Linked DNA regions of Homo sapiens: region 1 is linked to region 2. Evidence: chromatin loops called from intact Hi-C (ENCODE). Cell type or tissue: IMR-90. All regions are shown on one strand.

What was found. Hi-C counts contacts between places; a loop is a spot of excess contacts. Peaks named below come from ENCODE experiments on the same cell type or tissue, not always from the same donor. Only the 100,000 strongest peaks of a DNase experiment are listed, where the experiment ranks them.
Region 1: a loop joins it to region 2, with 6 times the contacts of the local background. A loop is called at or near these places in 3 of 110 quality-filtered maps.

What each region holds. Positions count from the first base shown.
Region 1 is chr6:80,422,858-80,427,857 of GRCh38, forward strand. It overlaps a transcript of BCKDHB not described here. Among named protein-coding and RNA genes, the nearest start is that of BCKDHB, 320 kb to the left of the region's middle. In IMR-90, a CTCF peak has its summit at 2,631; a DNase peak (open chromatin) is centred at 2,424; H3K27ac peaks cover 975 bases.
Region 2 is chr6:80,546,022-80,551,021 of GRCh38, forward strand. The region is part of intron 1 of LOC112267962 (a long non-coding RNA gene); the gene reads left to right. LOC105377869 (a long non-coding RNA gene) reads right to left here and starts at 2,656. Exons shown (of 3, transcript XR_942720.3): 1 at 2,509-2,656. RefSeq lists an enhancer at 1,829-3,028. In IMR-90, no CTCF peak of the experiment used is centred here; a DNase peak (open chromatin) is centred at 1,980; H3K27ac peaks cover 1,157 bases.

The sequences.
Region 1 (5,000 bases), 120 kb before region 2:
GGACTTTGCTTGTCTCAGATGAGACTTTGGACTTCAACATTTGAGTTACTGCTGAAATGAGTTAAGACTTTGGGGGACTGTTGGGAAGGCATGATTGACTTTGAAATGTGAAAGGGACATGAAATTTTTGAGGGGTTAGGCGTGGAATAATATGGTTTGGCTCTGTGTCCCCACCCAAAATTATAATCCAATTGTAATCCCCACATGTCGAGGGAGAGACCTGGTGGGTGATGATTGTATCATGGGCGTGGTTTCTGCCATGCTATTCTTATGATAGCAAGGAGTTCTCACAAGATCTACTGGTTTAAAAGTGGTAGTGTTCCCTATGCTCTCTCTCTCTATCCTGCCACCTTGCGAAGAAAGTGCCTTGCTTTCCCTTAACCTTACACCATGATTGTAAGTTTCCTGAGGCCTCCTCAGCCATGTGAAACTGTGAGTCAATTAAACCTGTTTTGTTCATAAATTACCCAGTCTCAGGTAGTATTTTTATAGCAGTGTGAAAACAGACTAATACAGGCTCTAACAAAGATATTCTAGTCTGTGATTGGTTGAGAAATTTGGTGTTTCTCTTGAAGGCGATATGGGTTGGAACCTCTTATTCCACCATCTTGCTAACATCCTATATTGCTTTCTTCTTAGTCTTCCCCCTTCCCCACCCATTGTGTAACTTGGTGGAACCATTTGGGTTACATAGTTATCCCACTGTATTCTCACCACTGTTCAAATCTATAGCTTTAAGCCATATTTAATCTCCACATCTCTTGAATTAGTCACCAATTACTATATAGGTTGATTTTGTAGAATATATCTCTGCTCTATTCTTGCTGAGTCTTTTTCTTTATCCTTTCACCTACTAATTAGTTTCTTGTTCATCTGAACTTATAACAGTGTCTGACAAATTATATTATAGTGATGCATTGCACCTCCATTCTTTCTTACCCAAGCTCTTTATGTATGGGTACTGCTTGCCTCAGAAGATGTGCTGCATTCAGAAATTTTCTTTGATTTCATGCCTGATTGTTTTCCAGGAGTTTTCAGTATCTGGAGTTGGGCAAAGTATACTCTGGTTTAGAAAGCATCTTTAAATGGTAGGGAGAGATACTTGCAGTGTCCCAGTTGCTATCAGTTCTGGAATGCTGAGATGTGAATGTATGGTGATAGAGGCATGAAACATCTATCTATTAATTTTTAGAAATTTTGTTGCATAAAGTGAGAGTGTGTCAGAAACTATAGTTCTGCCAACTGTCTTTTAGCTAATACTAAATCCTCCCAGATTCTGACTGTCTTTCAGCCTTTGTTTTCAGTGTTATCAAGAATTTTTATTTATTTTTGTTTTCAGAAGCTATTTAGTGAGAAGTTGAGAGGATGATTTTGGAATTACTACCCAGAGTCCTCTTGAGCCAGAATTCTTATTGCATTTGAAACTGTTCTTGTGATGCCTTTAAACTTCAAAGCACGCTTTTAAGTTAAAGGTCTCTAAAGTTCTTTCTGATGTCAAGACTGAAAGGAGTGTTTTAAAGAATACTGCATATTTTTATTCTTTCCCTAACCCATTTCTCATTCTTATAATTGCTTCCTAGTTTTTGGTAATATAACCCAGATTAATGCAACTACATCATTTGATATTATATAATTTCATTACATAATTAATTTGGCTATTTGCATCCAATTTTATAAATATTCAAAACTTTAAAAATCTAAGTTTATGTTTCATGCGTTAATGTTTATTTTTAATACTATTTTTAACCATAAGACCCCCATTCTTGAAATATTTAATTTGATTTATTCACATTAGTGATACATTGACACCTCATGTAGAATTCTTTCATTGAGTTTCCTTCTTTCAGCCTCAAAAGATATTGCAACATGGTCTCCTGGCATGTCAAATTGTGTATTGGACTACAGAAAGCAATTAGAATTTTTTAGCAAAGGGTATTTTTGGGTAATTTCTCAGGTTGACAGGAGGACTTTTCCTTTCAGGAGTTAATGGTGCCATTGCTAGGTTCCTAGCATGGAAAGCCATGGGATCTGGAATAGAGAGCGGAAAAGAGTCCAAGGAAAGCTTGTCATAGTCTTTCTGGCTTTGAAGCTGCTTGGTGTGGATGTACCCCTCTGTGGTGTTTCATGACTTATTAAATTGTACTAATGCAAAGAAGAGGAATGGCCAAAATTATAGATGACTGTCTGAAAAAGACTTTTCCCAGACTGAAGAAGTGGAACAGCTCACTGATAGAGAATTTAATGAATTACAGCTTGGAAGAAACCAAACAAAGATGACTTTACACTAATTTGCCACACACAAAACATTCTCCAAATATACAGGGGATAATGACTAAGCCCTGTGTAAGGGACTTAACTAGGTTGTATGTATACCACAGTTTTGGAAAAAAAGACAACTAACATTCCTTAGGCCACACTGGAATTCAAGACTAAAATACTTAATTTATCCAATGGTTAAGTATGAATTGTGCAACCACTGAGCTGCCAAATTTTCCTTTGGTTATGAACTGTTACAGATGCAACCACCACACATCACTGAGAAATTGTAACAGCTTGGTTTTTTCAACTGAAGAAATATAGATTCAATGAATTTGCTCTTTACAGCATTTTTCAGAGTAAACTATGTGTGGTCAGGAAAGGAATTACATCTGGAGTATCTGATAATAAGTCATTTCACAAGCAGTATTTAACGGAAAGATCTAAAATAGCATGTGTGAAAAAAGGTTATTTTGTTCTAGAGGAGGACCAACAGTTTTGAACACTTAGTCACCACAGCAGCTGATGACAATGAAACCTAAGACATCTGATCACTTTACCATGATCGTCTGCAAGGTTCTTACAACTACAACATCAGTTGTTCTCATGATAGTATACTTTTCTTAATGTTTATCATGCTGTGTTTTGTATTTGGAAAGGGGGATAATGTTGTGAAATGAAAACTTTCTCTCAGTTTTAAAAAATAAATGAGACAAATGTAACATCTCTCTAAGTTGTTTTCAAAGCAAGAAGCTTTCTTTGCACAGAGGCTGAGGGTAATATTTTTTTCAACTTTGTGTCTAAGATAAAAAACCAAAACTGACTTTTATGTTTCATTTCAAATTTTACTGGCAAAGACTTATTGCTGACATGGGTCTGGTGCAGACTGAGCTTTTCCTCTCAACTCATACTTAGCAGAGTAGTGTTCTAAATACAGCTTCATTTGCCTAATCACCACACTTTGCTGTCAGGCTAGGTAGAGAGAGTCTTCTTATATCTGCCAGGTTTTCTGTGAACAGGAAGAAAAATGTTTTCTAGTAAGAATGTTGTCTCCCTATGACCGAGGATGTTTTTGTATTTAATAATAATGCTCGTATGAAGATGATTTGATACTGCACTCTATAGGATGTTGAATTCATTTGGCTATCTTGGGCTGGGAATAGTTGTTTCTAAAAACTGGGACTTAGCTTCATTTATTTTATTGTTTTTCTGTTTTCCTTTGCTCTTACCTTTATTATTGTCTTCTTCTCTTTTATTTGGGTTTAACTTGCATTCTCCTTCTAGCATATTAAGATGGAAGCTTAGATCATTGATTCAGAACTTCTTTTCTAATATAATCATACAATGCTATAAATTTTCCTGTAAGCACTGCTTTAGCTGCCTCCCATAAATGTTAATATTATGTATTTTCATTTCCATTAAGTTAAAAATGCTTGTAAATTTTCCATGTGATGTCTTCTTTGACCCATGGGTTATTTGGAAGCAGCTTTTTAAATTTCTAAAGATGTGGGGATTAAAAAATATCTTTCTGTTATTAATTTCTAGTTTAATTATCTTGTGGTCAGAGAACACACTTTATACAAATTTAATCTTTAAAAAATGTACTGAGACATGTTTATGGCCCAGAATATAGTTTATTTTGTAAATGCTAAGTGTTTACCTGAAAAATTGTGTATTCTACTGTTGTGTGAGAGAGTATACTATAAATATCTGTTAGATTAAGTTGGTTGATAGTGTTGTCCACATCTTGTATAACCTATTGATTTTCTGTATGATCGTTCTACCATCAGTTGCTGAGAGAAAACTTCTAAAATCTTTAAACTATAATTTTGGATTTTTATATTTCTTTTCTCAGTTCCATTAATATTTGCTTCATATACTTTAGAATTCTAATGTATTTGTATATTTATTAGATATGCAAACATTTAGGATTACATTCTCTAGATGAATAAATACCTTTATGATTATAAAATGTCCATCTTTATTCCTGGTAACATTTTTCATTCATTCTAAAAATGACCTTCATCTGAAATTAATATAGCTGTTTTAGCTTTCTTCTGCTTAGGCCTAAATGGTATATTTTACTTTGTTCTTTCACTTTTAAGGTTTATTAGCGCTAATTCTTGGATTTGTTTTTTGTTTTTTAATGGCTGTTTTAAGGTTTGGAGTACCCATATTCAACTTACTCTAGTCTATCTTCCAACAATAATACTATAACACTTTATATATAGTGTAAGAATATTATAGTAGTGTATTTTCATTTTCCCCATTCCAACCTTTTTGCTATTATAGTCATACATTTTACTTGTACGTGTTATAAACCCCAAGATACATTGCTATTATTTTTGCTTGAACAATTATATTTTAAAGAAATTGGCAAATGAGAAAAATAATTTTAAAAGACTTTACATTTATCCACATGTTTACTATTTGCAGCATTTTTCATTCTTTCCTATAGATTTTAGTTTCTAATTTTCATTCTGCCTGAATATTTCCTTTAATATTTCTTTTTGTGCCTGACTGATGACAATAAATTCTTTTCAGCTTTTAATTTTTGTTCTTTTGGTCTGAAAATATCTTTATTAAATCTTCATTTGCTAAGATAATTTTACATACTATAGAATTCTAGGCTTACAATTTTCTTCAAATCTTTGAAGATGTTATACCACTGTGTTCTGCTTGCCTACTTCTTGACAAAAAGTCTGCAGTTGTTCATATTTTTTTCCCTTTGTACATAATGTGTT
Region 2 (5,000 bases):
AGTTTCACTCCTATGGTATAGGTAGTTCATTTCTGATTACTATGTCCTTTTATTTTGTAGCAGTAACCACCCACTCAGTAATTTCCATGCTGATGTGAATTGTATTTTAACTTGTGGTGCTGTTTTATATTAGTGTGCACTGGCTCTGTCTTCTCCTTTCATTTCCTTGAGGGAAGTATAGTATTTAGACAGCAAATTATTGTTTTAAAACAAGGGATGGGGTTATTGTTAAGGCATAGTGAGAAGATTTACTTTATTAATCAGACTTGGTTTGTTCTGAAGCAGTGTGTCCAAAAGGAAGCCAAGTAGAAACATCCATGTTTTAATCATAGGAAACCTTGATATTGTTTGTGCATGAATAAATACATTAAAGGAAAACATGTGGAGTGATCATGTTTGAGTTTTTCCTTATGGTGTTTGCCAACATGAGTAATTATGTATTAGATGTTAAATCAGGTTGAATTTCCAATTTGACATTGTCTCTTTCTTTGTTTTCCCTCATTTCCTTCTTTCTTTCCCACTACCCCCACACCACTTTGTCATCTGATACATTTATTTGAAGGATGTGGGCATCATCAAATTAAAAAATGTGTTACCTACTAGCTGAATAACTGAGCTTGGTATAGAAATATGAAATTGAAGAGGAATGGGTCCCTATGAGTAAACAGAAGTGCAGTGCTCAAGGAGCTAACAATTTAGTGGTGGCACAGACATGGACACAAAGAATCATAACACAGTCAGAATGTGCTATAATAAAACTATAAATATAGTTTTAATGGAACCATTGCATGAAACAAGAGGGAAGGCATACGTTTCTTTATAGAAGAAATAGCTTTGAGCTTGACCTTAAAATCTGAATAATGTTTGAAAGATGAAGATGGAATAAAATGCTCTATCAGATGAAGGTAACAGAGGTGGGTAAGTGTGCAGATAGAAATGCAGATGTCATGAATTGTGGCTGTGGAAGATGCATTAATATAAAGAAAAACGTCAGACCATAATGAAGACTCTAATAAAGCGATTTTAACAAGACCAAAAACAAACTAAGTGAGTGACAGAATGCCTCAGTGAGGGAGGTCATGGCTCTGAGATGGTCACTTATACCCTCCTACCCAGCTCCTCCTCCATTCCAGTGACAATGGGGCTGTTCTGGTTGAGAAATATATTGTCTAACCTAGAGGCCAAGAAGCAGAGATGATAATAAGGTGGTGGGTTCCAGGAAGAGTCAGCTGTATAAATCTGTTTATAAAAAACCTGACATGGTTTGGCTGTGTCCTCACCCAAAATCTCATCTTGAATTATAATCCTTATACTCCCCATAATCTTCGTGTGTCAAGGGCAGGATGAGGTATAGGTAATTAGATCATGGGGGTAGTTTCCCCCATGCTGTTCTCGTGATAGTGAGTGAGTCTCATAAGATCTGATGGTTTTATAAGCGTCTGGCATTTCTCTTGCTTGCACTCACTCTGTCCTGCTTCCCTGTGAAGAAGGTGCTTTCTCTTTGCCTTCCGCCATGATTGTAAGTTTTCCGAGGCCTCCCCAGCAATGCAGAACTGTGAGTCAATTAAACTTCTTTCCTTTATAAATTATCCAGTTTTGAGTATTTCTTCATAGCAATGTGAGAACAGACTAATACAACACCAAAGCATCCCAAAATTTCAGGCCACTATTCATTAATCAATTAATCTGTTACTCAGAATGTTTGTTTTATATATTATTTGTCCAAAGCAGTTTACTTCAGGTTTAACATTTCTCAAGCAAAATAGCCAGATTATTGAGCTAAATTTTAGAATTAAATTTACTAGATATTTTGGAATCATGTAAAACCAGCCTATATAAAAAGCATCTTCATCAGTGAGTTGGCTGGAGTTATTGTTAAACAAAAGCCATAGCACTCTGTCATGGGGTTGAATTTAGTTTCCTACCACATTTTTTTTCAAGTGAGTCACTAAAGCACCATTCTGAACCCACAATATGTTACCAACAAAAGCACTTCTTTATTTTTCTCTGGTTTCTCTTTGCAGCCAAGCAAATATCATATTCATCAGCAAGAAATCCCCAAATACCAAGCAGCATACCAGCATCTGCTTGGGCCACGGATTCAGGACAGATTTCAAATCCTGGGAGAGAGACTTAATATCCTCTTCTTCTTGGGCATGATCTAGAGCAAAAAATGATTTCACTGACCCATGTCAGTCTTAACACTTTGTTTCTCAGAAACAGACAGGGATCTCCATCAGGTATTATTTGTTGAGGATGTCTGTATATAGAGCATGAAACAGGAAACTGGCCTTTGCTGTATGCAGAAATAAATTTCTGGCCTTGGAATAGCCTTGTCTAAAACTCTGAAAGTGAGCATTTCTGCTGAGGTTTATTCTGAGTGTTTACATGTTAAGATCAGATGAAACCATTTTCCTTTTCCAAGTCAAGACTACTCTTTTAGAGGGCCAGTAAACACTATTTATCTTTAGCAGTGCATATTGCAATGATAAAAATTTAGTCACTTACCCTTATCTGACAGTCCAAGTCTCCATGTGCATACACATTGATAGAGGAGTAGTTGCCAATTACTGAATCAGTTATCGATGCGCTTTGACGTCAAATGGCAGCAACATAGTTTCCTTTACGGTGAGCTTCTGAGCAGCAGCTTAGGACAAGGAGGAGACCAATAGGAATTCCAGGAGAGGGTGCGGCTGCACGCACATCCACAGTCAATGCTTAGAAAGCCTGATGCAGCCAGGAGTAACTTGCACAAGAGCAGATGTGGGCTTTTGTCATACTTAAAACAATAGCTTTGCTCCCTTCTAATAACAAAATAAGAAATCCCCTGAGTCTTTAGATGGAAGAACATAAATTATAGTCATATTTTCCATATTTTAATAGTTCACTGTTTAAATCAGGGTAGAATTAAAACTCAACATCTGGAGACAACATCCAAGAATATCCTAGATTATTTTTTTCCTGGCAATATTATGCTTGCTGTGTCTTTAAAACTTTCCTCACAGCATAAAGAGATCTATGATTTTCTGGAGAATACAGTTTTCATTATTTTCCCTTTAGAAAGGAGAAATTTTTAGCCAATGTTGACAGTTAAGGGTCCTTGGAAGGCTTTTTGGTTCATCCTCTTCTTAAATGACTGGAAGATCTAGATTTTCAAGTTCCACAAAACTAAGAACGTCCGACTTGCTTTGCTTTCTTATATTTTAGGCTAGAGCTCTGTCATGTAAATGAGATGGGCTGAGGTTCAAACCCAGGTTCTGTCTATCTAGCACAATCGTGTGAGGGCCTAAGTCTGTATGGGTGTGTTTATTGCTGCTCTTGATACATGAAGACAGAGAGATATAAGTTGCAGATATGATCATATTACTCCTTTTCTTAAAATGTGTCTTTGGTTCCCCTTTGCCTACAGAAAAACATCACAATTTCTTGGCCCAGTTTTCAAGCCCTTCTAATCTATGCAGCTTCACCCTCATCACATCTTCTGCTTAAAATTTTACTTAATAATTCTTAAACACTATGTGATTTCCCTTTCTTTCTGTGTCTTTCCCTCCATTTTCCACCCAATGCAACTTCATTAATCCTTTCAGGGTCACTTCAAATTTCTCTCTCCTTGGGAGCCTTCCTTACTTTATCAAGTAGAATTGACTGATGCTTTCTTTGGCCCACACCCTTAGTTAATATCACTATTCTTACCCTTAAAGAATTACTCTGTATTTATTGGGCCATGGTCTATTTAATCTAACTGATTGCTACTTGCTTGAGGGAAAAGATTGTCTTAGTCATTTTCAATGTCTTTGGCATGCACAGTGCCTAGAAAATGGTAGATTTTTTTTTTAAATCAGTGGTACATAGATTGATGCTGGTCAGGTTTTCTGACATTTAAGCTGTTAAATTTGCTTCATTGGCACATGGTATGATCAATGTTTCTCAATGCTGATTGCTCACTGCAATCACATAGATTTGGATTTAGTTAGTCTTCAGTGGAGCCCAGGGGGTCTGTAGTAATAATAGCAAGTACTTATATAGCTCTTACTATATAAGGCATTATTTCTGACACTATTTTAAGCACTTTATTTACATTAATTTATAAGCATTTTTTTGAAATCTATGGTTGAGAATCACTACAGTCTGATTCAATGACAAGAAACTATAATCACTGAGATTGAAGTAGAATTCTGATACACAGTGATAGAACTAAACCAGTTTCTTTTAGCAAAGCCAAATAAAAATATATTTACTTGTTTTTGTTTTTAATTAAAGGAGTAAAGTAGCAGTCTCAATGTGTACAGTGTGATGAGTTGTGATTAAACTAAAAATAATTTTTAGTGACTGAAGGAAGAATTGAGATTGACCAAGGAGATGTTAAATGTTTCCAGCTTAATGTCCAGTTCTCATGAGACAGCATTTTACTAACCAATTTGCCATAAACATTTGTCTTTGCTCACTGGACGTTTTCACTTTTGAAACAGGGGGCTAATTTAATATGACATCTTTGCAATTACTTGAAGCATAACATCTGGAGAAAAAGAAACAAACGATTTAAGTGAAGCAACATTAAAAGAGGTTTACTAAAAAATGGTCCTAAGTTAAAATAGTAAGTTTAGAACATTTAAGTGGGGATTTTATGTATTATATTTAATTATGAAAAGAGTATTTTCAAACTAAGTACATTAATAAAATAGTTTACATTTGTGTGAAAATGTATTTTTCCAGTTTTCTTAAGGAACGTTACTCATATGATTTAAGCCACCTTCAGTACTGTTCATAACCTGCTCTCTAGTCTTTTTTGTCATGGGTAGTAACTATCTGGGGCAAGTGGTGCAGACAGTAAAGGAATTTACCAAGACCGTTGTAGGTAAAGAAAAGCAGATTTATTAGAGAAAGTATGAAAATACGTGGCAAGATTGCAACAGGCAGGACAGCAGAGAAGAGGCTGCCTGCAAAGAGGCAGGGGCTGGAGGGAAGTTTTATTAAGGTCCTGCTGGAGGAGGGCTACATGC